Regions from separate parts of the Homo sapiens genome. Here region 1 is linked to region 2. A link is an interaction called in ENCODE POLR2A ChIA-PET data of the cell type or tissue named here. Cell type or tissue: PC-3. All regions are shown on one strand. Links, peaks and the distances in the headings refer to the core of each region. The heading gives the core; the rest is flanking DNA.

Evidence for each region. ChIA-PET counts read pairs that join two places held together with the same protein. Peaks named below come from ENCODE experiments on the same cell type or tissue, not always from the same donor. Only the 100,000 strongest peaks of a DNase experiment are listed, where the experiment ranks them.
Region 1: POLR2A ChIA-PET joins it to region 2 with 13 read pairs; 3 of 35 experiments call an interaction of 5 or more read pairs at or near these places.

The regions. Positions count from the first base shown.
Region 1 is chr6:3,433,521-3,448,821 of GRCh38, forward strand. The region is part of intron 1 of SLC22A23 (solute carrier family 22 member 23); the gene reads right to left. Among named protein-coding and RNA genes, the nearest start is that of SLC22A23, 16 kb to the right of the region's middle. RefSeq lists enhancers at 12,661-13,208, 13,209-13,755. In PC-3, for the core only: no CTCF peak of the experiment used is centred there; DNase peaks (open chromatin) are centred at 4,931 and 9,391; H3K27ac peaks cover 1,647 bases.
Region 2 is chr6:3,289,619-3,304,919 of GRCh38, forward strand. SLC22A23 (solute carrier family 22 member 23) reads right to left here. Exons shown (of 10, transcript NM_015482.2): 5 at 8,473-8,600; 6 at 146-248. Among named protein-coding and RNA genes, the nearest start is that of PSMG4, 38 kb to the left of the region's middle. RefSeq lists an enhancer at 7,087-7,587. In PC-3, for the core only: a CTCF peak has its summit at 6,178; a DNase peak (open chromatin) is centred at 7,573; H3K27ac peaks cover 1,676 bases.

The DNA of each region.
Region 1 (15,301 bases), core at 4,809-12,808, 140 kb after region 2:
TGGCTGCCCTGATTCTGCCAATCAACTTTTAAATATTAGAACAGAGGGGTAGCCAGGAGTGGAAAGGATTGACAATGTTCAGCTTATAATGGGCACAGCAGTCTAAGCATAATCACCACAGGCTGGAAACAACCCTGCGTCCATCACCAATGGAGAGAGAAACACAGTGTTGTCTACCCATGCAGTGGAATATGGCTCAGCAACAAACAGGAACAACTATCAATGTGCACAGTACCATTCAGGAATCCAGGGATGAGACTGACACGGCGGACCACAGGCCTCCTTCATATAACCTTCCAGAATAGGCAAAACCATGCTATGGGGATAGATATTAACGCAGCGGTTGCCTAAGGGGTGGGCTGACTGGAGAATTCACTAGGGTGAAGGAAATACCTTAATTTAGGGGGTGGTTGATGGGCATATATACAAGTCAAAACCTACTAAGCTATACACTTAACATCTGTCCATTTTACTATGTGGTCATTATGCCTCCACTTTAAAAAATCTGTGAAAGCTGGGTACAGTGGCTCACCCCTGTAATCCCAGCACTTTGGGAGGCCGAGGCGATGGATCACCTGGGGTCAGGAGTTCGAGACCAGCCTGACCAACATGGTGAAACCCCATCTCTACTAAAAATACAAAATTAGCCAGGTGTGGTGGTGCATGCCTGTAATCCCAGCTACCTGGGAGGCTGAGGCAGGAGAATCACTTGAACCCGGGATGCGGAGATTGCAGTGAGCTGAGATCACGCCACTGTACTCCACCCTGGGCGACAGAGCGAAACTCTGTAAATAAATAAATAAATAAATAAAGAGCTGGGTGCGGTGGCTTATGCCTGCAATCCTAGCACTTTGGGAGGGCGGGTGGATCACAAGGTCAGGAGATCGAGACCAGCCTGGCCAACATGGTGAAATCCCATATCTACTAAAAATACAAAAATAAGCGGGGCATGGTGGTACCCGCCTGTAGTCCCAGCTACTCAGGAGGCTGAGGCAGGAGAATCGCTTGAATCTGGGAGGTGGAGGTTGCAGCAAGCAGAGATCGCGCCACTGCACTCCAGCCTGGGCAACAGAGCAAGACTCCATCTCAAAAAAAAAAAAATCTGTGAAATTATTTAAAATGGGTCCAAAGACAGGGCAGAAATATCTGATGGATTGCGAGGAGCATCAATTTTTTGTTCCTCCAACAGCACAAGGTCAGGCAGCAGAACGGAGGAGACGCGAGGGGTGTGGCCAATCCACCAACGGAATAACCGCAATGCCTGGATCAACCTCCAGGAGAGGGGGCATTTGATCGTATCCTCCCTTGTGCTTAGGAAATAGATCTCTAGGCCAAGAACTCAGAAAAGAGATGTGAAAGTTTCCCACAGATGCTATGTCAAGGCCTGAGGTTCTTAGCAGGTGTGCTTATGGGCTGCCTGTCAGTTCCAAACAGGAGTCTGACTGTCACTATATCAAAGGCAAGAAAAACAGCCCCAACCCATCCACACTGCTCCATAGAAACCTGGGCGGAGAACCCAGGCAACAAGGGTGCTGGAAGCGGCTGCTGGGAGTGAAGGACCCATGCTGGAAGTCCCCTACCCAGAGGGGCAGTGTGCAGGGGCTGGGATTCAGGCTGCTGGGGTCCAAATCTCAGCTCCAGCAGGTGGCTTAGCTTAGCTATAAGCCACAGAGAAGCCAACTTCTCAGGGGGCTGTCAGGATTCAGCCACGGCATCTGTAAAACACTCAGCCCAGCCAACCTGCAGCAATGAACTCTTCCTCCCCTCCCTTCCCTCTCCCTTCCTCATCTCTTCCTCCTGTTTCTCCCCACTTCCCCTCTCTTCCACCATCCCTGCTCCCCTTCCCCTCTCCGTCTCCCTTTTCCCCCTTTCCTTTCCCTCCTCCTCCCCTATGATGGGGACCCACACTCCCACCCCTGTTCCCAGCTACCTCTCCTGCAGTGGTGGGACCTGCCCTTCCCTCTAGTACCTGCAGCCTTCTGTCACCACCTGGATTGTGAACACGGCAGCCAACTCCTATGGAAGTTCTGGCAGCTGCCCTCACTTGCACATCTGATTTACAACAGACAGACTGGACGGAAAGCCCACTTACTGCAGAAGTGACATGAGAACACACTCAGCCCATGCTCCAGAGATGCGACTGCCTCCCTTCTCCCTGAAGGGACCCTGGGCAGGTTGAAGTGTGTCCACCCTGCCCCTAACAAGATATGCTGGAATCCAAACCCCAGAACCTCAAAATGTGACCCTGTTTGGAAATAGGGTTTTTACAGAGATGATTAAAGTTAAAGTAAGGTCTCTAGGGCGGGCCCTAATCCAAGGTGACTGGTGTCCTTACAAGGAGAGATGAGGACACAGACACACACAGAGGGAGGACCACGTGGGGACAGAGGGAGAAGACGCCATCTGCAAGCCAAGGAGAGAGAACTCAGGAGAAACTGACCCTGCCCACACCTGGATCTAGGACCTCCAACTTCCAAACCTGTAACAGAATACATTTCTGTGGTATTTGTTACACAGCCCAGCAAGCTAATACAGCGTGAGAATGAAGCCAGGGCAGAGGATGACCTAGAAGAGAACTAGAAAGAACTGGAGATTGCAGCCCGTCCTGTCTCTGGACTTCCAGAAATGTCATCTATACTTTTTTTTTTTGAGACGGAGTCTCAATCTGGAGTGCAATGGTGTGATATCGGCTCACTGCAATCTTTGCCTCCCAGGTTCGATTCTCCTGCCTCAGCCTCCCGGGTAGCTGGGATTACAGGTGCCCGCCACCACGTCCAGCTATTTTTTGTATTCTTAGTAGAGATGGTGTTTCACTATGTTGGTCAGGCTGGTCTCAAACTCCTGACCTCAGGTGACCCGCCCACCTTGGCCTCCCAAAGTGCTGGGATTACAGGCGTAAGCCACTGTGCCCGGGCCCTTCTGTATTTTTTTAAAGCAAGTTTGATGCAGGGTTTTCTGCTACTTGCAGCATCCTGACTGACCCCTCAAGCTTTCAAACTCTTCGCAGTCTTGTGCCATTCTCTCCTCCTAACTGAAATAAGTGTCTTCTCCCGCTCCTTCCCGTTACAGGGCGCACATCCCAGGGATTCCCAACTCTCTCTTCCCTATCTCCATGCACCGTGCACCGCTCTGCCAGGCTATTTTGGCCCCGCCTCTGTCTCCTGGGACCACCTGTTCTCCAAGCACACTCACAGATCCATCCTCCCTGTCTCCTGCAGCTCCCAGCACAGTGCTGTGCACAAAGTATCAGCTCAATAAACATCTGAATGTTAACACACTGCTCAGGACATGCCTGGTGCAGTATTTTCCCCACATAATTTTGAACTATAAGACTAGACCACTGTGTTTGCTATATAGATTCAAACAGATCGCAAAAGAAAGGCTGCTGTGTGTCGTTGCTTCCCCGTACTCAAGGAGAAAATGCCTTCTGAAGACTTAAAAACTTCTTTTCAGTAAGATGATCCATACATCCTCAGTCTGTAAATTGCCTGGTAACCTTCTGCTGTCAAAGGTCATTTCAGCTTCGCAAAAACTGCTGTTAAAAATGAGATTCATCATCAAAGTTGCCGTTGGCTTTCCTCACCACCCTCCCATTGGTCACTTATCTAAGACTCTGCCCCAAAAGAACTATAGTTATAAACGATGAACAACAAGAAGGCAAACGAGAAATGAATTAAACAGTGAAACCATTTGCTTATACTTAAACCACATTATCAGCAAACACATAAAACCAAAAAAAAACCCCAAAACAAAACAAAACCACACACATCAAAATTCCCTCATAGTCTTGACAATATCCACTTTTGACAAGTTGTTTCTTATGGGACTTCCCAGAAAAATATTACAAATAAGTCTTCTTTTAAAATGAAATAATAGGCCAGGCGCGGTGGCTCACGCCTGTAATCCCAGCACTTTGGGAGGCCGAGGTGGGCGGATCATGAGGTCACGAGATGGAGACCACCCTGGCTAACACAGTGAAACCCCGTCTCTACTAAAAACAAAAAAAAATTAAAAAAAAATTAGTCAGGTGTGGTGGCAGGCGCCTGTAGTCCCAGGTACTCGGGAGGCTGAGGCAGGAGAATGGCGTGAACCCAGGAGGCGGAGCTTGCAGAGAGCTGAGATCGTGCCACTGCACTCCAGCCTGGGTGACAGAGCGAGACTCCGTCTCAAAAAATAAATAAATAAATAATAATAATTTTAAAAACCCACTCTGGAACTTACTAGATTTTTTTTTTTTTTTTTTTGAGACAGAGTTTTGCTCTTGTTGCCCAGGCTGGAATGCAGTGGCACCATCTTGGCTCACTGCAACCTCTGCCTCCCAGGTTCAAATGATTCTCCTGCCTCAGCCTCCCAAGTAGCTGGGACTACAGGCATGTGCCACCACACCCAGCTAATTTTTTCGTGAAGATTTTGATGACTCCAGAAAATAGAATTCCAGAAACCGGTAAGCCCCAGACAGGCTCCTGTGGGAACCCATCACCTTCTTGCATTTCACTCCCTCTAGCCAGATGGGCTCCAATCGAACATCTTTGTTGCCTGCTTGAAAGTAGCTCTGAGAGTCAGACATGGGCCCCTGCCAGGACACCCAGCTAAGTCTCCCCTGCCACCACCATTGACAGCCGTGTGCTAGAGGCACCAAGAACATCAAGAACACTCCAAAAGGAAGACAACGCTACCAAGTCCAGGGCCAAGAGAGTGAGACAAGGCAGACAGTGCTGCGATCATGTAAGCAGGACCCATCCTGCTGGGGAAGGGGTCACTCTGGATACCCAAGGGGGCCCCGGCCAGCAGTCCAGCTAATACCTAGCACACTCACTTTCGGAGCCGGCAAAGCCACGAGGTGCCTGCCTTGGCACAGGTAGCAGATGTTTCACTGGGACTAGATGATCCATCAGGCTTGCTGCCTGGGCCCCTGGCGGGAACCAGCCTGATCTATTACTCAGCAAACGTAAACAGTGCTTACGTTCAGCTCCGGCCTCCAGCGCTTGGTGTCTGTGTCCCACGGGAGAGCTCCAGTTTCCTGCTGCTGACAACACTATAAAACCACCGTAATAGGAATTAATTATGGAAAAGGCTAGTTTGAATTAGAGACATTTTGAAAATAAGTACCTTTTACTTCCAAACAAACGTTTCCTTTTCTAGTAATTAACCGTTATTCTAAGTAGAGGTTCAAAGGACCTACTTCAAGGAGTGACTTGGTCATTAGCAACATTCATTCCTGTATAAATATACTATGGCCCTTTTCCCAAACATGCTTTCCTAGGTGGGCTAAACGTGCCTGCTGCCTGCTGAGCTTTGTTTATTCCATAACGAGCTCAGCAAACCCTTTCTTCACAGAGGGCAGGGAACCGTGGCTGCCTTGTGGGAATTCCCAGCAGGATGAAACACCCTCAGCCTGAACACCCATGTGTCCCGTACTGTGGGTTAAAGAGCAGAGGTCCCACTGTCCCACCCCACAGGCTTGGCCATCTGTTGGGTGTGGTCAGGAAATACAATGAGTGTTTTTATTAGTCTAGACCGGGGTTTCTCAAACTTGCCGTATTTGGGGCCGGATCTGACCGGGGTTTCTCAAACTTGCCGTATTTGGGGCCGGATCTGGGGCCGGATCATCCCTTGTGGTGTGGACAGTCCTGTGCCCTGTAGGATGTTTAGCAGTACCCCTGCCTCTACCCACCAGGCGCCAGTAGCACCCTCCCCCCATGCCCCCAAAGGTGTGACAACAACGACAAAAATGTCTCCAGACATTGCCGAATGTTCTCTGGGAGCAAAATCATACCCCGTGGAAAGTGTCCAGAGAACTTCTTTTAAACGATGGATGCTGGGGTCCTACAGGCATTTCTGAAAGTTCCCCAGGGTGACTCTAAGTGCACCGGAGCCACTGCGGCCCTGGACGAAGATGGGCCCGTTCCACGTGAAGAAAAGGCTCTGTGACCTACCTAAAGTTCTGAACAGCAGTGGTTTAAAGACATAATCAACTCCAGAGCCCAGTATGATCCACCCAAGTTTGATTAGTTGCCATTTCAGATAAGCTACATAACTCTTCTTAATCTTCAATAGCTCACTGAAATGTGACTTTAGGTTTGAGCCAACTTACGAATCTGTCCTCTTTTATTCTTGTCATCTTAGAATTAAGCCATCCAACCTCACTCAAATGAGAGCAAAACCCTTTCGCCACCTCCTTACTGGCACCATGCAGGAAGTGTTTACAGAGTACCTGCTAGGCCCAGGGGCTGAGGATATATATTCAGGCCAGGACAGCAGGGGTGGGAAACGGGAAGGGAGGAAGAGGGAGCCAAGAAGGTCTGAAGGAGGCAACAGGATGGAGGGGTGGACTCTGGGCTGAAAGAAGAGCATGGGGGAACACAGCATTGTTTGGGAAATAAACAAATCGGTGGGTGGAGCTCTGGGGTCCCTGTGGGGATGATGGGGATGGAGGCAGGAGAGGCAGGCAGAGACCGTGAAACCTACCACCCAGGCCCAACTTCACCTTAAAGGTCATGGAGAGCCACGGAGGATTTGAAGCAAGGGAGTGATAAAGAGCCACTCAGCTAGGGTCCAAGGACCAAAACACTGGGATTTAGGGAAAAGGCACAGATAAGATCAGGTACCACAAGAGAGGGCCAGTCCAGCAGGTTGGGGAATGCACAGGCCTAGGGCTTCAGGGAACTATCCCGGGTGCAGATACAGATCAGAGCTGCCCTGCTCAGGGTCCATGCTGGAGCTCTGCTGTCATGAGCTGTACTGTCCCCTCAAAGCTCCAGCGTTGAAGCTGTAACCCCCAGGACCTCAGAATGTGACTGTGTTTCAAGAGTGGGCTTTTAAAGAGGGTAGTAAGGTCAAATGCAGCTATTAGGGTGGGTCCTGATCCAATTCGACTGGGGTCCCTATAAGAAGAGGAGATGAGTGGCCGGGTGCGGTGGCTCATGCCTGTAATCCCAGCACTTTGGGAGGCCGAGGCAGGTGGATCATGAGGTCAGGAGTTCGAGACCAGCCTGGCCAAGATGGTGAAACCCCATCTCTACTAAAAAATACAAAAATTAGCTGGGCACGGTGGCGGGCGCCTGTAATCCCAGCTACTCGGGAGGCTGAGGCAGGAGAATAGTTTGAACCCAGGAGGTGGAGGTTGCAGTGAGCTGAGATCACACCACTGCACTCTAGCCTGGGCAACAGAGCAAGACTCCGTCTCAGAAAAAAAAAAAAAAAGAAGAGGAGATGAGGACGCAGACACACACAGAGGGAAGACTGTGTGAGGACACGAAGACAGCCATGTAACAAGCCAAGGAGAGAGGCCTCAGGAGAAACCAATCCTGCTGAACCTTGGTCTTGGACTTCCAGCCTCCAGAACTGTAAGGAAATACATCTCTGCAGTTGAAGCTGCCCGTCTGTGGTATTCTGCAGCCCTAGAAACTCACCCAGGGAGGTCAACTGAAATTCCTGAGCAGTTGTGTGGGGTCCGGCATCAGGCAAGCCTGACAGCCTCTGTAGTGGAGAGACCACATGGTGCTGGGCTGGGGCCTGTAGGAGGCAGGAGCACTGGGCACTGGGCAGAGAAGGTGCTTGGCAGGAGCTCAGACATGTCGAGAGGGAGAGGGCTGTGGCCCCCAGGTAGGACCATGGGGCCTACCACAGTTTTGTGATGGGGGCTCGTTCAGGTGGTTTTCAAGAGGCATTGAGTAACATGGGTGTGTCCTGGAGGTACAGCGCCTCAGGGGCTGGCTTGAGGGGCTGTGGACAGACCCTTTGGGTGGACACGAGCCCTTCTCTCCTGGATCTCTCCCATCAAGTCCTAAAATCTCGTTCTTCCATCATTTCCTTACTTACAAAGTTCAGGAGACTCATTGTCTACTGGGGGAAAAAAATCAAGCTATGCCGAAGGCTGACTCTATGGCTTTGTAGGGGGGCCTTGCAGGGTCAGGACCCATGCCCTCCTCTAGGCCACGTCCTCTCTGCACTCTGCACATGTCCCTTCCCCACCTTCATCAGCTCCTCACAGAAGAGGTCCTCTCTCAATCCTTTCAACTGCTCAAACCCAAGCCCTCCTTGGGGATAGCTCAGATGCCACAGCCCCCTGGGCTTCCCTGCCCACTGACGGAAGCGACTCCTCTGCGCCCCTGCACCTTGTCCTGTTCTTGGGCCAAGGCACCTCACAGTGCACTGCACCTGCCCTCCTGGGATGTGCTCGGTTCACCCCCCACCCTCAGCTCCCATTCCCTGCCCCGCTCATCCTGTGCCGCATGCCAGGGATATTCAATTTCCCAACCGTCTCCGGCTACATGAGGAGCTCCCTTCTCCAGGGCAGACACGATCTTCTACCCATCTGTGACACCAGCCCAGGGCAGATGTTCTGAGAGGAAGACAGGGACACCACGCAAGCAGCTGCAGCACTGCCTCTGAAGGGGAGGGCACGGGAGGGATGGAGGGATTGTCCGGAACTGTCTTCAAGAAGGAGGGCATCACCCAAGTTCCCAGCCGCACATGCACCATAGCCAAGGGGTAGAGGCGACCCAAGTGTCTGCCGATGGGTGAACAAACAAACAGAATGTGGTGCAGGCACACAATGGCGTATTCCTCAGTCTAAGGCAGGCAGGAAACGCTCACACACGCTACCACATGGATGAGCCTTGAAGACATCACGCTGAGCGACATGAGCCAGTCACAAAAGGACAAATGCTCTATTTATATGAGGTACCCGGAGTAAGCAAATTCAAAGAGGCAGAAGGTAGCGTGGGGTTGCCAGAGGAGGGGAATGGGGAGCTGGGGTTTCATGGGGACAGTTTCAGTTTGGGAAGATGGAATTGTTCTGGAGATGGATGATGGTGCCAGCTGCACAACAATGAGGATGCACCTAAAGCCACAGAACTGTACACTGAAAAATGGCTAAAATAGTACATTTTATAATTTATAGTTTTACCACAATTACAAATAAAGACAAGTTTTAAAAAGAGTAGGACAAAGACTATCCGCTTACTGCAGACGCTAAAGTATATCCATCTGAGAACAGTGGAGTTCCTCAACACATAGCAATCAAGGGCGCCCAATTTGTAAAGCATCTTGTAAACACATGCAAAAGGCAGCTTTTCATCTAATCTGGGAGGAAACACTCCATAGTGCAAATTACGATGCTAAGTACATAACCCGTCCATAATACAATATGACCACTGGGATGCTTGTGGCTGTTTTAAGCCAGCATTATCTCCCTTGCACCTATTTTTAAAATGATTCTAAGAAATAAAGCACGACTGTTAGCTAGTTGAATTAAATTACATAAAGGATTGACCCTCCTCCCCACTTTATTTAAAAAAAAAAAACACCTGATAAACACTTAACTAGCATTCCTACGACTTAACATCCTTAACCACACATCTCTGTGACTCAGCTCTTTGGTTCTCTGTTCAGATAAGTAAAGCAACTGTCTCAACTTTGAGAGAGCGGCATTTTCAAATGGAAGACTGCTCCCTGGCTCCTTCATGCCATTGCACACCTTGAGCTAACCAAACATCCCAAACAAAATTGCTCAGGGCTCTGTAAAGCTGTTCCCTGGGAAAAGTAGGCCCTCAAAAAGTGTGTTTTGCTTTTTACCAAAAGAAATCTAGAAAAAGACATGAAGTACAATGGAGGAGAGGCAGAGAAGTTACTGAGAAACAAGGAAGACAGACTGGGAAAGGCTTGGGGAAACCCTTGCCTAGCTCTGCAGTGGTGACAACACACTTTGTCAACAAGGGACTCTGCATTTTTATTTTCCACGGGGACCTGCGAATTATGTAGCTGGCCCTGACTAGAAGAAATGTTTGGAAAGCAGGAGACTGGCCCTGTGTGAAGGCAGGGGTGGGAGTGACAATTGGCAACACTGTGTTGGTGACTGTCCAACGGCTCCTTCCAAGATCCCTGGGTGATCTGGAGCTAATATCTAAGGCCATGTTTAATTATTCCTAGAAGAGAAGCCTCAGGAGGTATGTTCCTGCTAATTCCACACTCAGCTCAAGTAGCCAGCAGGTGAGTTACATCCTGAGTCTCTGGGAGGGAAAAGAATACTTTGTTTAAAGCATTTAGTGGTTAAATCATCAATACTCAATTACCCTCAATTAATTGCCAGAAACATCTGCCTATAACCCCTTCCACCCCAGCTTGAAGAACAGCCGGAACCATATCCTGTCACACCGTTTGAAGGAGTCCCCAGCCCTGCGTAACCTCACTCCCTGCTCCAAAACCTCCTTTCCCTCACCCCAATCCATGCTGGGAATCAGATTTGCACCCAGGAAGCTGGAGTTGGACAGAGAGATGCTGACCTCTGTGTTGGCCGTTGCTTGACCAGGGATCACATGAGCAAAAGCATCAGGCGAAGCCAGTTTGAAGTGGGAACCGAGCTCACTTCTGGAGAATGGGATGAGAAGATATAGCTTCTGAGTGTCCTAAAAGACACTCCCCACCCCACTTTGTGATCTCAGATCCCACCTTCCACCTGCTGCCCTGCATCTTTCCAAGAAATTCCTTTTATATTTTGTTAATGTAATTTAAATTTGTTTTAGTTACTTGTAGCCAAAAGAGACCGAAGAGAGGTCTGACAGGATACAATACCATGCAGATGCCATGGGTGGGCGCGTGCTGGCGGTATCCTCTCACAGCAATGGTTTATTTTAGAGGAATCCACTTCATGCACTCAACAGCCCCTGCCCTTTCCCAGACAAATAGGTCCCTGTCAATCTCTAAATCACTTGTGTGGAGGGAGATCTGCTCATCAATAGTGACACAAAGAACAAAACAACTAAACCCCAGCCTGCAGAAGATTAAGGTTTCTACAATACTGAGGTCAAAGTCCATGGCATCCCATAAAATCTCAGCTGCAAGTGGGAAGGGGCCCCAGCCCTTTCTCCAGTTTTCAACTTGCCCCTACGTTTGCTCTCTGAGCTCTGCTGCTATGAGCTCAAAGTCACCAACAACTCGTCTCTCAAATTCCACTCTCTCTGAGCCATATGTTCACGCAGCACACCCAAGCCAGGCTTTCAAACACATGCAGCTCATCTTCCACTCAATGGCATAAACTCAGATTTCTGGCCTGAGAACTCCAGGAGGCAGTGAAGCGCCAGGCAGAGCCCCACTCTCCCGGCCTTGGCTAACCAGGCCTTGGCTACCCAGGAAGGTCCCCTGGCTTTCTGATCCCGGCCTCTCTCTGAGCCCTGTGGCCCGGTGACCTGTTTTGTTTTCAGGTTGGAACTTAGACACATAAACCCTGTAGAGGGTGCTTTTTGGTGGGGCTCCTCCCATCACCCTGGATGCAGGCTTCCTGTCTGAAGGGCATACCTGGCTCCGAACATCATCGGTTTCTGGGTGAAGGCGGCAGACACCTGGCAGCGCCCAAGGAATAAATCGCCCTTCCAGGTGTGGCCTTCAGCTCCTCCCCCCTCAAAGTGCTTCTCAGACGACTCATCCCGGTCGTCCTCACCCCACCAAGGGGAGGAAGGAAGGCACCTGAGGCTTCCAGGGTGGGGGCTGTTTGCCAGGTACGTGGGGGTGGGGCACGCTTCCCAGTGTTCTGCGTCTGTCCTCACAATGGCCCTCAAGGTCAGGCAGCACTGACCGCATTCTACCATTGAGGAAACAGGTGCAGTAATGCTCTGGGAGAGAGACCCATGACAAGTGGCAGAGTTGGGGCTGCAAGCCAGGCCTGCCACTCTTGCCCCCCTTTATTTTTTTTTTTTGAGACAGAGTCTCACTGTGTCCCCCAGGCTGGAGTGCAATGGCGCCATCTTGGCTCACTGCAACTTCCGCCTCCCAGGTTCAAGCAATTGTCCTGCCTCAGCCTCCTGAGTAGCTGGGATTACAGGCACGCACCACCATACCCAGCTAATTTTTGTATTTTTAGTAGAGACCAGGGTTTCACCATGTTGGCCAGCTGGTCTCAAAACTCCTGACCTCAGGGGATCCACCTGCCTCGGCCTCCCGAAGTGCTGGGATTACAGGCATGAGCCACTGTGCCCGGCCACTCTTGCCCTTTTCATGACATCAAGTTCAGATGAGTTCAGACATTTATGGTGTTAACCTCATAAAGTCAAAGAGCTTCAGGAGGGGAGAGAGACGGGCATCCTTCCAACCAGGGTCCAGTGAGGGCTTGGATAAGGGGACAGCTGGTTGCCGTCCTTCAGATGGAGACTGAGCTGACCTGAGGGATGAGCAGGAACCAAGGGGCTGAAGGAAGGAGGGAAGGGGCTCGAGCAAGTGGAATAGCATGAGCAAGGCACAAGGCAGTGAGAGAGACCGGGCTGGGAACTATTAATATATACAAGATGCCCCCTACAACAAGGAGGGGTGGCAGGGGAGGAGAGGAAAGACATGTGGGGCTCAGGGCTGAGGGCACCCTTGATGGGTGCTGCAGTGATGGGGAGCCATGGAAGGCTTCAAGCAGGGAAGTGATGTGGGCAGGTTTCCATCTTATTTTCTGTCTCTCGGGCCTGTGGTGTTAAAAGCAGCAAGACAAGATGGGGGCCTGGCTAGCCGGGACTAAGAAGACAGAGAGTAGAGAAATCTGCCCAGAGAGGTGTTCTGCGGAAGTCCACCCATGCAAAGCCACAGCTGAACTGTCCAGAAACCCAAACATACAGCAACCACCATTCTCAAGCACAACGGGAGGGTCACCTCTGAAAGGCCAGCGCCAGGGAGAAGTCACAAAGGGTGGGAGCCCCTGCCAGCCCTTCCCAGCCCCTCTCCCATGGTAAGGGCCACTCTGGGGCAGAGGATAAGGAGAACTGAATTCAAACCCTAATAGGTTGGTGGCTTTGGACAAGCCAATGGCCCTCCAGCTCAGCCTTCTCATCTAAACTGAAGGCTTGGACTAGATAATCATATTAAACATGGCCACGCCCAGGACAATCTTTTACCTAGACTAAGCAATTAGCAAAGGCAAAGCCAGCTGAATTTGAAGGCAAATTCTAGCCCCATGGTTTCACATATCTGGGTCTTTCAGCTGTGTGGAAACTTAATTAGCATCCTCCCTTGTTGAGTAGGAGGGCCAGAGAAAATGGCAGAACACGCCAAAGGCCCCGAGTTTTCTATCGACAGCCCTGGGAACAGGCTCAGGCCCCCTTGTCTGGCCTCTGAGCTTCCAGTAGGACTTCCCACTATTCATCCCCAGAACCCCTGCGCAGGCCAGCATGTCTGCTTCCCAAACAGGCCCAGTTTCCTCCAGAACCTCTGGTCAGGCTGCCTTTCCCTGTCAAAAGCTCTCCTCCCTCCCCTCTGCCTATGGGTGGCTACAGAGCCCCAAGTCTCCATCGTACGTGCGGTGTTTGGGCCCAGGCCCTCGTCTCACTCCACATGCCCTCCATTGAAGCCCTCCATTCCCAAGGCCTCACCTCAGCTGGCTAAGGGCATCTCCCTGGTATCTCCCGAGAGTGTCTGCCTCCCCGTCAGCCCTGGGGGAGTTATCAGCATCTTCTACAGGCCTCGCTGGCTTTCTCCTGTGCACTCAGCACAGCCTCCCCTCCCCACCACGCGAGATCTCACTGCAGCCAGAGAGGTCTTTTCAAAAATACGAACTCTGACTGCATCATATCCCTTATCCCACTTAATACTCTTTAATGGTTTTCCTTTGCTCTAAAATTAGAGGAAAAGTTCTTAGCACGGTTTATAAGCCATCGCCACCCCCCATTCCCATATCAATTGCTATCAATTCCAGGCCCTACACACCACAGGGCCTTTGCAAGTGCCATTTGCTGTCTCTGGAAAACACACACATCTCTCCTCTTTTGCCTCTCTCTCTACCTCCTACTCAAACCTCAGCTCTCATCTCAGATGTCACTTTCTTACATAGACCAGTCTGTCTAGGTCAGGGTTTTGTTGTTGTTGTTCTAGTCTCTCAATTCCCTTTCTTTCTACACGCTTAACTCACTTTGTAATGAAAAGATTATTACTTGATCAGTTTGGGTGTGCCTTCCCCAGAAGTCTCTAAGCTCTATGGAAGCTGAGCTGTCTACTTTCACATATCATTGTATCCCCAACACATAGCACAATGCTCAGCTCAGAACAGGCACTCAAATCTGTGAAAAGGAGGAGAGAGGAAAGAAACTTTCTTTTTTTTTTTTTTTTTTTGTCTGAGACAGAGTCTTGCTCTGTTGCCCAGGCTGGAGTGCAGTGGTGCAATCTCGGCTCACTGCAAGCTCCGCCTCCCGGGTTCACGCCATTCTCCTGCCTCAGCCTCCCAAGTAGCTGGGACTACAGGTGCCCGCCACCACACCTGGATAATTATTTGTATTTTTAGTAGAGATGGGGTTTCACTGTGTTAGTCAGTATGGTCTCCATCTCCTGACCTCATGATCCACCCACCTCGGCCTCCCAAAGTGCTGGGATTACAGGCATGAGCTACCATGCCTGGCCTCTCTCTCTCTTTTTTTTTTTTTTTTTTTGAGATAGATGGAGTCTCACTCTGTTGCCCAGACTGGAGTGCAATGGCGCAATCTTGGCTCACTGCAACCTCTGCCTCCTGGGTTCAAGCGATTCTCCTGCCTCAGCCTCCTGAGTAGCTGGGATTACAGGCACCCACCACCATGCCCAGCTAATTTTTGTATATTTAGTAGAGGCGGGGTTTCACCATGTCGGTCAGGCTGGTCTTGAACTCCTGACCTCAGGTGATCCACCTCCCTCGGCCTCCCGAAGTGCTGGGATTACAGGCGTGAGCCACCGCGCCCGGCCAAAAAAATTTTTTCAAGTGGTCCAGGGTCACACTCATTAGTGTGATAAATGTTTAACAACCGGCTCTATGAAGAAAAAAAACCCTGATCTCCACTGTTTGCCAATTCCTATGGTGTAAATGCTCCCACCATGGTGAATTTCAAGCTGCCAGCATGACATTACTGAATGTGAAGTTGGATAGACACGTGCAGCAGGCTCAGAGTCAATAGAAGCCAAGCTGGCTCCCACACACCACCAGTTTGTGGCAACCTCAGGACAAAGATTCAGAAAGTCCACCATGTTTTTTTGTTTTTTGTTTTTTGTTTTTTGAGACGGAGCCTGGCTCTGTCCCCCAGACAGTTAGTGCAGTGTTGTGATCTCCGCTCACTGCAAGCTCCGCCTCCCGAGTTCACGCCATTCTCCTGCCTCAGCCTCCCGAGTAGCTGGGACTACAGGCGCCCGCCACCACGCCCTCCTAATTTTTTTGTATGTTTAGTAGAGACGGGGTTTCACCACGTTGGCCAGGATGGTCTTGAACTCCTGACCTCGTGATCCGCCCACCTCGGCCTCCCAAAGTGCTGGGATTACAGGCGTGAGCAACCGCGCCCAGCCCCCACCATGTTTTTAAATGACACCAACT
Region 2 (15,301 bases), core at 4,481-12,480:
TCTTCTAGCCCGTGTCACTCTTCACACACACACCCTTAGGATTCCAAGTTCAGCGGGGTGGGGAGCAGGGCCCTGGGCTTCACCACTCCCCACCTTCTTCCCTGGCCCCCTCCCACCCAGCTGGCACTTGTCCTCTGTGACTCACGAGTTCACACACAGGACCACAATGTTCTTCCACAGGTTCCGTGTCCCCACCACCTTCACGATGCAGACCTTCTTGGGCCTCCGGGAAAGCTCTTTCTCCAGCTCTGCAAAGAAACAGACCCTGTGAGCCCTGGGCAGGCCGCCCACAGAGGACAGGACAGCAGCTGCAGTCACAGCCCTGGTTCCCCAGTTCGGGTACCACAGAAGGGAGAGAGAAGCTTTTTTTTTTTTTTTTTTTTTGCCAGTGGATAGGGTCTAGGTTTCCAGGATAGAAAGGCACTCATAAGACCCCAGCTTTGCAGTTCAGGTTTCGCTCGGGTGCCTGAGAGGGCACCAAGGTGCACCGTCAGCAGAAGTTTCCATCACAAACCCTTGTTTTGGAACCAGTCAGAGTGCACACAAACGGTCTCGACTCAGTTCACTTTTGTCTGAGTACAGAGCTCAGCGATGATATTCTAGGTTACTGAGGCACTCATTAGGCCCTGGGCAAATCTAAACATGCAGTTCTTTTCCGTACACTCTACATCTGCCTGTGTCACCCCCGGCTCGGAGACTGGGAAGGCCACATGCAGATATGCTTCTTAGCCTTGTGGGGTGGAACTATGGCTGTAGCTACTTCTGCTGAAACTGCCCTTAGGACATCATATGCATCTTTGAAAGCCAAATACATAAGTGAACACATCTGCGTGTATGTGTATACACCATACATGCACACATTCATACGCATGCATATACGTGTGCATGTTTTAGTTAACAGAAGTCCTTGGGGGCTGGACAATATTTTGGCTCCAAGGGATGTGAGCAACTATAAAGTCATGAGACTGAGTTTCTTGTGCGGCTCCAGCGGCTCTGAAAGCCCCTCTGAAGGGAGTCCACCAGCGCACAGTGTTACATTCACCAGGCCAAGGGGTCTGCAGAGGTGCTGGTGTTGATCTGGCAATTTACAGGGAAGATTCAGAATGGTGGGGGTGCTGGCCTCCAGGAGCTGTCTGCTTGCACGTCTGGGAGCAGGAATGCCACCTCAGCCTTCTGTTGCCTCTCTGCCTTCCTAGCCTGGCATGTCTTCATGGAGTAATCCCCTACTGGGGAGCTAAAAAAGAAAAGGGAGACTTCCCGAAGCGGAGGGGAACCAGGACTCTTCAAGACTGTCAAGGTCACCAGAAACAAGAAAGACTGAGCAGCTGTCAGACCAGGAGACTAGGGAGAGGGGAGGACAAGACGCAGTCCTGGGCGGCATCCCGGGTGGGAGGAGTCGTCATGGAAAGCACGATGATGGGAGGCACCAAATAAAGGCTGGGGTTTGGTGAATGGTAGTGTTCCAATGTCACTCTTTTAGTTTCGACAACAGTACCACGACAGTATCAGACATTCGCAATCTGGGAAGTCGAGTACTGGGAGGTCTGTCGTTGCCTCTAGAGGGATCCTTCTGCTCCCTCGGGGGCTGTGTCTCCAGGACCCTGGCCCTGTGCTTCCGAGGGCCACTCTGAACCCTGGATGGCTCAAGTTCAACCCTCCTCTTCCACCTCCTTCCTGCCATCCAGCGGTAGGAGGGTCACAAAGCTCTTTCATTATAGTTTGAAGAAAAAATGTGTTGCTAAACCGTAGGGATTTGAATAAAGCAATGATGTTTTTATTCAAACATTGTTTTTGAACTGAGTGTCACCAGCCAGGGCACAGAAGGGAGAAGGAGAAACCTTTCACTTGTCTGAGGGAGCTCATGTCTACTGAGTTTCCAGAACTTTCTCCCTTGCCATACTTGGGTGCAAAGATTGAGGTCTGTGTGTAAGCCCACAGGGCCGGCGTTTCAGCTGCTGGTCCACGGACCCTCTCAGCTCCCAAGGTCCATTATTTTTCCTCAGCAAAAATGGGCTACTTTGACTACAGGCACAGTTTCTCCATGGTTAAAATAACTAATTTTATAAAGAGCTTGAAAATATCATGGTTAACAGAAAACCTTGGATCCAATGATCTGAATATCTTTGCTATTATAGAACTCATCAGAAACCAACTGTAATAGCTACGTTTTCTCACCATGGAAGACTTCCGAGAAGAAAATTTCAATGTCCATTAGCAAGTCCATATAAGTTTAAAGTTTTAAAAAGTATATACCCCAAACTGAACTCCTGATATGTTATTGTTTACTAAGTATGATGTTAAAGAAGCAATAACAACTGCATTATGACCTGAGCTTTTTAAATAAAATTAAACCTAGAACCCAGTCTAAAAAATTGACTGTAGTCTGCAGAGGTAACTGAATTCTTCTAAGTGGAATTAGATTAACCTTTCCAGGGCTATTGATATGTTTTCAGGAAGCACATGAAGCGCTTCCTCCCATGTCTGGCAGAGTCACTGTCCAATGACTTTGTGCTTATCTTACTACCAGTTACTCACATCACCAGCCTGTCAACAACAGCATGAAGCTTCCGCAGCATTATATCTGTTCTTCTGGGCCTCAAATCCTCGAGTGCTTCTGGAGGCCGTGCCGAGTTCTCCCATCCGGCCCTCAAGGCAGCGCTCTATGTTATAGGACACTTCAGATGGTTCTAACACCCTCAATGGTAGCTGAATCCAAGAGGCCTTTTTGTCTGTCCAGGTATCAGATGGACATCTAGAGACTTCTCTAAACTCCTCACACATGGAAATGAATGGGCAACAGGGAGCCCGGCCAGGTTGTGGGACACTGGCATCTAGGATTTGCTGCTGCGAGCACCCAGCTCCCATGCTCTCCTCGAGACAGAGGAGGAGGAGGACACATCAGCCTGCTTGACTTAGAGCCATCAGAAAATTTTCCAACCAAAACCCACGTCGAGCCGACTGAATTTTGATGAGCCAGGTATGTCCAAGGCCATCCTGCAGCCCCTGTGCCTCCACATTTTCACGGATCCCCGTGTGGTCGGGGCTGAGGTCTGGGTGCTGTGAGGGGCCCGATGAGCCTGGGCAGGAACCCAGCTTCTGCACTTCCGGCAAAGCTACGCTCTCCTTGGAAAAGCTACGCTGTCCTTGCTCTGAGCCCAGCTGCTCGTCTGTGAAGTAGGATGAAGCGCTGCCTTGAGGGCCGGATGGGAGAACTCGGCGCGGCCTCTGGGAGCACTCGGGGAGCACGTGTCTTCCCGCCCCGTGCTCAGTGAGCCCAACATCTCCCAGCTTCTCTTCACCAACAGAGGGAGGGAAAGGAGGCCCTGATGACCCTGCTGACCCGCTGGGAGGAGGGCACGGCCTCTCCACATTTGGCCATCTGGTGTGAGAGGTAAACCAGGCCTCCGAGGACAGCAGAGGACGCAGTGGCCACTCGCCCAAGACCAGGCTCAGGAGGAGCAGGGAAAACACACGCAGAGGAGAATTGGAATTGGCTTGCGTGGGGGTATGAGATAAACCGGCTTTGTTGTCATCCTAGTGGACGATGCTAGTGCGTTAGGGGTGAAATTGGAAAAACATCAGTTATAGAGACGGAAAGCAAGAAAAGAAAAAGGAGGAGGACAAGGAGCAGGAGGAGGAGAAAGAGAATGAAAGGGAAGAAGGGATGCTGCCATCTCTGCCACATGAGTCATTAAAAAAGCACACCAAACGCTCCAAGGAGGCAGCCCTGAGCCCCACACCCGTGTTGGGAAGTAGAAAAAGCACCTGCTGCCTCTTCCCCACAGCCCCTCACCCCTCCGGGACGGATTTAGAATGGGGCCACTCGGCCACTCGAATAAATGTGCTTGAAAGCAAGTGGAAGATAAGCGTCCACAGGAGTCTTATCACGAAGTCACCTCAGACAGCACAATCTTCAATGTCTAGCCAAGCTTTCAACAACTGACCGGGCACTGCCGACCTCTGTCATCTCTGTCCTCGTCTGCCCAGACACAGGCTCCACCTAACCTGAGCCCTCTGAGTGAGCCGTGGCGGTCGCCTGTGGAGTGAGGGCCCTGTGCAGCCTGCCTGGGGTCATACCTTGCTTTCATCACTTACAGGTGGTGTGACTTGGGCAAGGTACCTAGCGTGGAACGTGGAGGTGGCCTGACATATCCACCCTCTCGTCATCTTAGGATCTGAACAGATTGTTAAGGCAGAGTGAGGCAGGCCAGGACAAAACCCAAGCTCTGTCATTGCTAGGGGTAGTAGGGAGCCCCACATGGGGCTAAGATGGGGGCGCTCGGATCACACAGACTCAGCCGTGCATCCTGGCAATGCTGGGCAGGTTGGCTTCTCCGGGGTGAGGTGTGGGGCTGCCCGGAGAGGACTGATGCTGAGGACGGAGGATGCCTGCACCCTGCACGTGGCTCCCCACAAGGAAGAAGACAGGAGTGCATTTGCCGTCCTTCCCCTGGGGCTAGCCTGACACTGAGAGGTATCATGGAGTTACTGCTCCCCACTGCTCAGCCTCTTTGGGCCCGTTCTGTTCCTGTAAAGTAGGGAGAATGGCTCCTCTCCCTCATGAAGCTCAGATGCAGATGAGATACATATGAAGCGCTTCCTCCGATGCCTGGCAGTCACTGTCCAGTGACTTTTTGCTTATCTTACTACCATTTGAGCATTCGACATTCTACATTGAGTTACATTACTACCATTTGAGATTCTACAAAATCTGAAGCCTGAAATGCTCTAAAATTGAGAATCTTTTGAGCACCCACATGATTCTCAAAGGAAATGCTCACTGGAGCATTCAGATTTGGGATTTTTGGATTTGGAAAGCTCAACCAGTAAGTATCATACAAATATCCCCAAATCCCAAAACATCCAATCCCCAAAACACTTCTGGTCCCGAGCATTCTGGATAAGGGATGCTCAGCCTGTGAAACTGAAGGCACAGTGCCGTGTGTGGCACTCATCCCGGGTCTCGTTTTTGCATTAGGCTGCTGGCCACACGGCCACATTGGGAACCAGCGGGCCTTCTACTCCTGCTTTAAACGCTCAAAACCTCAGGAACTAATGACACAGGAGTGCTCTCAGCAGTTGGGCACGTTATGTGATATGAAGGTTGCAGGACTGACATTGAGAGAATGATGCTCAGGAACACACCCACATATCTAAACTCAGCTGCACAGGCCAGTAAGAACTTCACACTTGCTAGGAGATAAACCAAGGACAGCTTTAAAAGAGAAAAGGAAATAAGAAATTTGAGAACATCAGGTTTTCCCCCGGCATAAGTCCAAGGTTAGGATGTACTGATGGGGCAGTGAGCAGCCCCACTGGACCCCTACACGTACCTCCAGCCAGGCCCGAGACGCTTACTTACCCAGTGGCAATGCAACCGCAATCCTAACCCTTCCTTCCTATAGGAGTCCTGGGTTCGTTTAGCCCATAAATATTCATGGCACACCTGCTACGCGTCGCGTCAGGCCTTCGGCTGGGCTGCTGCTGGGGGCACAGAAGTGTCTGGCTCTACAGACGGGCCCTGCCTTGCCTGGCCTTGCCGCTCTGCAGGGGTGACAGGCAGTAATAAGGAACCCTGCAATTACTCGTCGTAGCTGGGATGAGGGGAAGCGGGGAGAAGTGCTGAAGTTGTAACAGTGAATAACTGGGGGCTGACTTGGTCTCTGAGGAGCTGGGCAAGGCAAGAGTGGGGAGCTGAGAGGACAGGGAGTGTGCACCGGGAGGGACCTGTGGAGAGGGAGACGGTGGTGTGTCCTGGGAGCCAAACGAAGGCCAGGGTGTGAGGTGGTGGGAGGCAGAGATCAGAGCCTCTGCAGTGGCCTGGAGGACCTGGGGTCTACCCGAAAGGCACTGGGAGGCACTGGAGAGGCTTGAAGCCGGTGGTGATGTGATCAGATCATGTGTGACCTGGTGGCAGGGAGGATGGAACAAAGCTGGGAGCCCAGCCAGCCGGCCAGGGCGCGAGAGGGTGACAGACACGAGGCTCGGAGCAGGTGTTGGCTGTGGGATTAGATGGGGTGATGGGAGGAAGATTCCATGCAGAAAACTGAGCCTGGGCAGAGGAAGCTGGAAGTGGGAGATGTAGCAACTGAAAGACACGCTGCCTTCCCCCACACTCAGCAGCCCTGCCAATCGTGCTGCCATCAACACATCTGACAGCTGGGGGTGGAAGAGAGCAGAGTCCACTGTGAAGGGCTGCGGGGCAGAGCCACCACCTGAGGACCGCTCCCCAAGGAGGTGAAGCCTCTATCCTCTTTGTTAAGTCACATGTCACCAACTGCCTCTCACCCAGCCTCCTGCCTGGGACTCTGGAAAGGAAATAAGCACCAGCAAAACTCATAAGCAAAGAAATAAATTTTTAAAAAGGATCTAATACCACTTTCCAAATATAGGAGGGAAATGAATCAGTGTAATTAGGATTTGAGAAAACAAGCTATTCCCAGACAATATTTTAACGTGAAAGAAGCAGAGTGTGATGACTTAATTAGGGAAATGCCACAAACAAATTGTACTGTAAGCCTAAGAGCATTAACCTGCTAACGAGTGAGGTCTGGGGAAATCTGGGAAAGCCATCTGGACCGTCCAAAACGAGCAAGCATGGCCCCGCTGGAGAAACCTGGATTGAGTACTCACTACTCAGCGCAGGGAAGTTTGTATCTATCCAGAGCTCTCCCTCATGTTAGAGCAGCGTGGCAAAGCCACCCCTGCTGGACTTTGCACCCCTGCTGGACAAGTCCTCGCTCAACTTCTTAGCAGCTGTGTGACCTCTGGAAGCTGCTTAGCCTCTCTGTGCTCCCGTTTCCTCATCGGCAAACGGGGCTAATTATAGTGCCTCTCTCATAGGCTGTCATGGAGAAATAATACACGTGAAGCACTTGGGGGCTAAATATTAAATATGAATTAATATTTGCAAATCACTTAGAAAAGGAGCTGAAATGTGAGTGCCATGTGAGTGTCATCGTGTTTCTCGTCACTGTCCCTGGATAAAAAGGGACCACAGATGCACCAGCACTCAGCACCCTTCATGTCAACCAGACCTGGCTCATGTCCTTCTTCTGTCCAGCGAAGCAAAAGCTTCAGGCGTCCCTGGGTAGGCCCCACCCCACCCAGCACGTGGTCCAGCCTGGGTGACCTGACTCTCACGGCCCTGCACAAGTTGAGGCAGAGGGTGACATCCTGGCTGAGCTACGGCAGCACCAAGGAGCTTCTAGTGACCTAGTGTCCCCGATCTTCTGAACTGGGAGTCTAACGAGAGGCCTGTCCAGGTACCAAGGGCTTCTCTGATTTGGGGTTCCCGTGCATCCCTTCCCATCGTAAATGGATACCTGCAGGGCACATTCTCCCACCTCACTCAGGCCCCTGCACCTGTGCCCCTGGAGCAAAGCTTCCGCAGCCACTCTGACTGTAGTCCCTCCCTGCCACCCTCTATCCCACAGCCCTGCTGTTTCATCCCTCCTGACGTATGCACGTGTAACTTCCCTGTCTGTGTGCCCCACCTGCCTGCAAGTTACGTGAGAGCAAGGCTTTGCCTGTGTCTTCTCTGCTCTAGAATAGCGCCTGAAACACAGCAGGCATCTAGTAAACACGTGTTGGTTTACTGAATGAATCATGATCACAAGCATTTCTGGTCAGGGGGGAAAATGAGCATATTCTCTCTTGGACGATGGCCTGGAGGTTATTTTCCCAGGGAATTTTATAGCAACAATTTATCCCAGGTCTTCAGTGAGGGCAGTGAGTCAGAGCTTGGGCCGAGACCACCAGTGATCTTCAAACGGAAATCTGTATACCACTTGCATCAGAATCTCTTCTAGTGCTTATTAGAAATGCAAGTTCTCAGGGCTTATCCCAAATCTAACAGGTCAGGATCTCCAGGTGCCAGGGAGAGGCCCAGGAATCTGGATTTTAACAACCTCCTGGTGATACGTGGATCCCCAGGTTGAGAACCCCCACCTAGCTGTGGTAACGCTCCTGACACGCAGGAATTCTATGGATCTGAACGACTATCCAAAAACACTTCACCTTTCCTGTCTTCAGCTGCCCAACAAATAGGTCATGGCCAGGTAAAGACAATGGTGGCTCTCTGAAGGTCATGCTCAGGAAAGCTGAGGTCACAGGGGCCATCTACACCCTGAGCCAGCGCTCTGGCAGTGTTTAGACCTGGCAGGCAGGTAGGCTATGGGCCAGACAGCCAGATATTCCCTTGAGCAGTGTATATTGGGCTCATGGCTCGCTTCTGCATTTAGACAGGAGATGAGCAGATCCAGAGTGTGCTGGACTTGATCATGAAAGAAACCAACACCTAGAAAATGGAGAGAATGTCAAGGTTGCCACATTGCCCTTGTGCAGGCCAAAAGGTCACAGGAGAATTGCACAGCTGGTTAAAACAGCTGTTTGTGCAACAAAACCAGCCCAGGTGTCAGGGACCTGCCCCGTGGAGCCTCTCTGAGCCCTGCCAGCCCGCGGTGTGCTCACCTGGTATCACACCCTTGATGTCGCCCTCAGGGTTCATGCGATTCTTCTGTGTGAAGTGGAGGATCAGCCTCTTTGCAGACTCAAACTGCTGGGTGGCCATTAGCCACCGGAGGGACTCGGGGAATATCCTTTAAAGACACAAAGGGGATCAGTGAATGTCTTCCGATTCTGCACGGCACCGGGAAGTGTGGCTTAGGTGTGGCCCGGGAGCTTCCCAGGCAGGTGGCGGTCAGTCTCCAGACACGCATCAGCCCAATCAGGGGAGATAAAACTGTGGGCACTGAAACGTTCCCAGTTTTCTTTTCCAAAGAGTAAAAATCAAGACCTTAAAAATGCTTAACAAAAGTTAACCACATGTTCTCACCCACGTATGGAAGCTTAAAAAAAAAGTGATCTCATAGAAGTAAAAAGAAGAACAGAGGATACTAGAGGCTGGGAAGGGTGGGGGGAAACTGGGGATAGGGAGAGGTTGGTTGAAGGATACAAAATTATAGCTAGGTAGGAGGAACAAGTTCTAATGTTCTACGCCACTGTAGGATGACCATAGCTACTAATAATATACAGTTTCACATAGCTAGGAGGAGGATGTTAAATGTTCCCGGCCGGGCGCGGTGGCTCACGCCTGTAATCCCAGCACTTTGGGAGGCCGAGGCGGGTGGATCATGAGGTCAGGAGATCGAGACCATCCTGGCTAACAAGGTGAAACCCCGTCTCTACTAAAAATACAAAAAATTAGCCGGGCGCAGTGGCGGGCGCCTGTAGTCCCAGCTACTCGGGAGGCTGAGGCAGGAGAATGGTGTGAACCCGGGAAGCGGAGCTTGCAGTGAGCCGAGATTGCGCCACTGCAGTCCGCAGTCCGGCCTGGGCGACAGAGCGAGACTCCGTCTCAAAAAAAAAAAAAAAAAATGTTCCCAACACACAAAAAAGTGATATTTGCGATGATGGGCATGCTAATTACCCTGATCTGATCATTTTACATTCTATGTACTGCACCATCACTGTGTACCCCATAAATATGTACGATTACTATGTGTCAATTACAAAAATAAAAAAATAATTTAACAAATGTAACAGAGTAGCGGATATGAACAACATTCTACCAGCTGTGTCAAGAAATCAGTGTATACCTTTCAAAGTAACCATAGATTTCTAAAGCATGGAGAAACAATTCACGGAAGCCTGCTGATTTTGTTGTATTTTGTCACAATAAATAGTAATAGAATGATTTTACGTTTAAAAAATTACTTCCAAATATGACCAACCTGCAGTTATTTTCAGTTTCGGAACCTGAAGGCTCACTGTCCCGGGGTTTCCTTCAGAGCTATTTCCACGTTACTGCTAACCGCCTGTCACTGTCCCTCAGACGATGCCACAACGCAGTGGTTTTCGAGTTTTACCAAAGCGACAGAATCTTTTTCTTTTTTTAAAAGATGGAATCTTGTGAGGAGCCCCAATACAAAAAAACTAGTGTTTTATTATCAATTAATTTTATAAATTTACATTTATGACAATATTTACAAGCTGCTCAAAGAGAACACCGTGACTGCGCAGAGCAGGAGTTGGCACGCTATCTCTGCAAAAGTCCAAGTCATCAATATTTTAGACTTTGAGGGTGAAATGGTCTCTCCTCATCTTGGCCTTGTGGCCTGAGTGTGGATGTATGGGAGTGGGTGTGGCTATGGGCTAATAATACTTTATTGCAAAACAGGCAGCTGACCCTTGACTGTTTGGGAGAGACAAAAAGTAGAAATCAAAGCTCAAGATGACAGTCCTAGCTTCTTGTAGCCCTCAGTGTTCTAGTTATCACTCCACTTTATTTTAGTTAAATTGTATCAGGAAAGTCACGACTGATGCTGGTAAGAAGTTATTGTAAGTACCGAACACCTGCTTTGCAAGCTCAGGATAGACTTTTTTTTTTTTTTTTTTTTTTTTTTTTTTGAGATGGAGTCTTGCTCTGTCACCCAGGCTGGAGTGCAGTGGTGTGATCTCAGCTCACTGCAACCTCCACCTGCTGGGTTCAAGCGATTCTCCTGCCTCAGCCTCCCTAGTAGCTGGGATTACAGGAATGTACCACCATGCTTGGCTAATTTTTGTATTTTTAGTACAGATGGGGTTTCACCATGTTGGTCAGGCTGGTCTCGAACGCCTGACCTCGTGATCCGCCTGCCTCGGCCTCCCAAAATGCTGGGATTACAGGCATGAGCCACCGTGCCCGGACTCAGGAGAGTTTTAAAATGAATCTAGCAGCTAGAAAAAGTATTAATGGTGTTTCCCTCACCCTGGCCCAAATTCATATGTTGGAAACTAAACCCCAATGTGATAGTATTAAGAGATAGGGCCTTTAGGGGTGATTAAGTCATGAGAACGGGAGGCTGAAGAGAGGTGCCTTGCCCCTTCCCTCATGTGAGGACACAGAAGGCTCCATCTATGAGCAACACACGCTTGCCAGACACAGAATCTGCTGGTGCCTTAATCCTGGACCTCTCAGCCTCCAGAACTGTGAGCAATAAATTTCTGTTGTTTATAAATCATCCAGGGTAAGGTATTTTGTTGTAGCAGCAGGAACAGACTGTGAGAAGCAGAAAATTTTTATTTCAAAGTCACATCACTATCGATATCTAATAATTACTGCCTCCTTCATACCTATTTGAAAAAAGTCCAAATTTCTATTTGCTTGTGACTGTGTTTTACATGATGAAGTTGTTCCCACTGAATTCGGTGGTACCTTTGGGATGGTCTGATCTGAATGATAACTCACTCTGGAAGACTTGGGAGCTTCTTGAAGAGCTAAAAGCTGTCCTGCTGAGCAGGTGTGTGGAATGCAGGAGGGCCGTGTGGAATGGACAGAAGGTCTCTGGTCATCTCACATGGAAGTCCCAAATACATTTGCAGGCACTGATTTTTTTTAAATACTCAAAGTTAATGTTTGTTTTCCTGGCCTCTAGCTATACAAAATTAATTTTGAATAACATAATCCAAGGAAATAGAAACAGATACATGACATTAATATTATATATATTCACATTTTGCTGTATTTTAAAAATCAGATCTTTTCTTTATAATAAAACAACCTAACACAAATGCCACCCCCCATAGTTTAAGTTCTGATCTATAGTATTTCCATCTTTCTGATGCGTTTGGGTTTAGTATCTTTTTCTAATTTCTCAGGATAGACATAGAGGTCATTATTATTAATTTTCTCATAAGTGTACTTAAGACTTCAAAATTCATCTAGATATTATCATTTGAGATACATTTGTGATTTGATTCTAAATATTTTGTGATTTCTATGAGAATTTTTGCTTATCTAAGAAACAATATATGAATATATATAAATACGGTAATATGACAGCGCAAGCGATTTCGCAGGTAGTCTCTACAGTTTTGAAATACGGCATACAACGTGGAAATTTGTGTCCTTTCAAAATAATTAAAATTTATTTATATCAAACGCTTACGGAACTCCATGGCAGGAAATGGATTTTGAAAATCAAGACCATAAATGAAGAACAAGGCCCAGATGACCCAGCAGAGGAGGAGCTGCAGCCCCACCTTCCAACCCCTAGGGCCACGTACCCCAAGGGCCACTGCCCAGGGCTGAGGGCGCAGGTGGTGTGAACGAGCAGGGCAGAGCTTCCACAAGAGGACATAACTTTTTCATTGCCCCAGCAATCTCAAGTCCTGTTCCTTGATTTATCCTCAAGTGTTACCCACAGGGTGGGGAGAACCGCGGAGATGTGCTCACTATACACAGTTTTGAAGCCAGGATAGGAGGTGACAGCCCAGGGAAAATCCAAAATGCGGCATATTTGAGTATGGACATTTGAGTGGTGCCATTTTGCCTTCAAGATAAAGCCCTTGTAAAACGAGTTGGAAGAATTCCTTCTGTTTCGTTTTTTTGGGGAATAGTTTGAAAAAAGTTGGTATTACATTTTTAAAGTTTCAGTAGAATTCAGCAGTGAAGCCCTCTGGTCCTGGACTTTTCTTTTTTGGAAGACTTTTTATGACTGATTCAATCTCATTACTTGTTATTGGTCTGTTCAGCCTTTCTATTTCCTCTTGGCTCAATCATGGTAGGTTGTATGTGTCAGGAATTTATCCATTTCCTTTAGGTTTTTGAATTTATTGGCATATAGGTATTCATAGTAGTCTCTGATGATTCTTTGTATTTCTGTGGCATCTGTTGTGATGTCTTTTTTTGTTTCTGATTTTATTTATTTGGGTCTTCTCTGTCTTTTTCTTAGTCTACCTAATGGTTTATGAATTTTTAAAATCTTTTCAAAAAACCAACTTTTTGTTTCATTGATCTTCTCTATGGTTTTGTTAGTCTCAATTTCATGTATGATTGCTTTGATCTTTATTATTTCTTTCCTTCTACTACTTTTAAGTTTGGCTTGTTCTTGCTTTTCTAGTATCTTGAAATACATCATTGGGTTGTTTATATGAAATCGCTCTAGTTTTTTGATGTAGGCATTTGTTGCTATAAACTTGCCTGTTAATACTGCTTTTGCTGTGTCCCATAGGTTTTAATATATTGTGTTTCTATTTTCATTTGTATGAAGAAATTTTTTAGTTTCCTTCTTAATTTCTTCCTTCACCCATTGGTTGTTCATGAGTATGTTGTTCAATTTCCATGTATTTGTACGTTTTGAATGTTCCTCTTGTTATCTGATTTCTAGTTTTAGTCCATTATGGTCAGATAGGATACTTGGTATGATTTTGATTTTTAAAAATTTTTTGAGACTTGTTTTGTGTTCTACCATACAGCTGATCCTGGAGAAACTAAAACCTTCTGCACAGCAAAGGAAACAATCAACAGACTGAAAAGACAACCTACAGAATGAGAGAAAGTCTTTGCAAACTATTCATCTGACAGGGGATTAACATCTAGAATATATGAGGAACTCAAACACCTCAACAGCAAAAAAAGAAACAACCTGATTTTTAAAATGGACAATAATCTGAATAGACATTTCTTAAAAGACACAAATGGCCAACAAACATATATTAAAAAAAGCTCAACATCACTAATCATCAGAAAACACAAATCAAAACCACAATGAGGTATCAACTCACCTCAGTTAGGATGGCTATTATCAAAAAGACACACACACAAAAATGCTGGCAAGGATGTGGAGAAAGGGAACTCTTATATGATGTTGGTGGGAATGTAAACTAGTACATCAACTATGGAGAACAGTACAGAGGTTCCTCAAAAAACTACAAACAGAATTACCTCATGACCCAGCAATCCCACTACTGGTGTTTATCCAAAGGAAAGGAAAACAGTCAAAGAGACATCTGCATCCTGAGTTTATTGCAGCATTATTTGCAAAAGCTAAGATATGGGATCAACCTAGGTGTCTAACACAGATGACTGGAAAAAGAAAATGTGGTATATATACACAATGGAATACTATTCAGCTGTAAAAAAGAATGAAATCCTGTCATTTGTGGCATCATGGATGGAACTGAAAGACATTATGTTACGAGAAATAAGCCAGGTACAGAAAATTAAGCACTGCATGTTCTCACTCATGTGGAAGCTCAAAAAAAGATGATCTCATAGAAGTGAAAAGTAGAACAGAGGATATTAGAGGCTAGGAAGGGTAGGGGGAAGGGAGAAATAGGGAGAGATTGATTAAAGGATACAAAATTACAAGAGATAGGAGGAATATGTTCTAGTGTTCTGGAGCACTGTAGGATGACTCTAGTTAATAATATATCATATAGTTTCAAATATCGAATGTTCCCAACACAAAGAAATGATAAACGTTTGAGAGAATGGATATGCTGCATGCTATTATGTGACCACTATACATTTAATGTAGCACAACATCACTATGTACCCCATAAATATGTACAATTCTGATGTGTTAATTTAACAAATGCTGTTACAAAGATAAAGCCCTGCATTATGCATACCAGGCAGACATTGGTGCTACTGGAATTCCATCAGTCCAGGCATTGGATCCCAGAGAGGATTCAATTCTGCTGTTCCCCTTTCTTATCTGGGCCCACGGAGCCCTTGCCCTTCAGGAGAAAAGTCTCTCCTTGTCCCAGACTTCAAAGCCACAGGCACAGACCAGAGCCTGAGGCAGGAGGGTGTGTGTGCAGCCCAGTGGTGCAAGGGCAGACAGGGCTCTGAGACTCTGCCTGCTCCTCAGTGATCACTCCCTCATCTTTGTCATCCTCCAATTGGGTCTAAAGGCAACACACTTTGGATACCTAAAAACTGACAACAACCAATAAATGTCTTTATGAGAAGTGATGATGAGCAAGTCCCCTTCTAGAGAGTCTCTGAGAATTGCAAAGCTCATAGAAAAGATTTCAAGGATATTACTGTTTACAAAGGCGTGGTGTGACCTTAGGATTTAAGAAGTGGGTATGGGCCTCTTTGGGAGCCCAAGCTTTCGATGGGTCTCCAAATTGTTTTTTTCTAATACATACTGAGCATTGTCACTACAAATCCATCTGAAATGGATTTGTCACTACTCACTCAAATCCACTGAGCGAGTTGGATAGAAGCCCGCATGGCGTGGGTTGTAGTGGGGGCAGTCCCAGGCAGGTGGTCCAGGGGCTGGTCAGGGGAGGCTCTGGAGAGGCCGGGCTCTGCTTGGACCGTCTTGGAAGATGAGCAGCTGCAGGGCAGGCCCTGTATCCCCTCGTACTGCTGGAGGTGTGTGGGGCAGGACCCAGAGGTAAGGCATGGGGTTGTGGGACGGTGCATTTGTTGTGTTCAGAGAGCTGCAAGCTGATAAACCCGAATGCTGGGAATGAGGTGAGAAGACGCAGGGAGAGGAGAGGGATGCAGGGCCCAGGGAGTGGA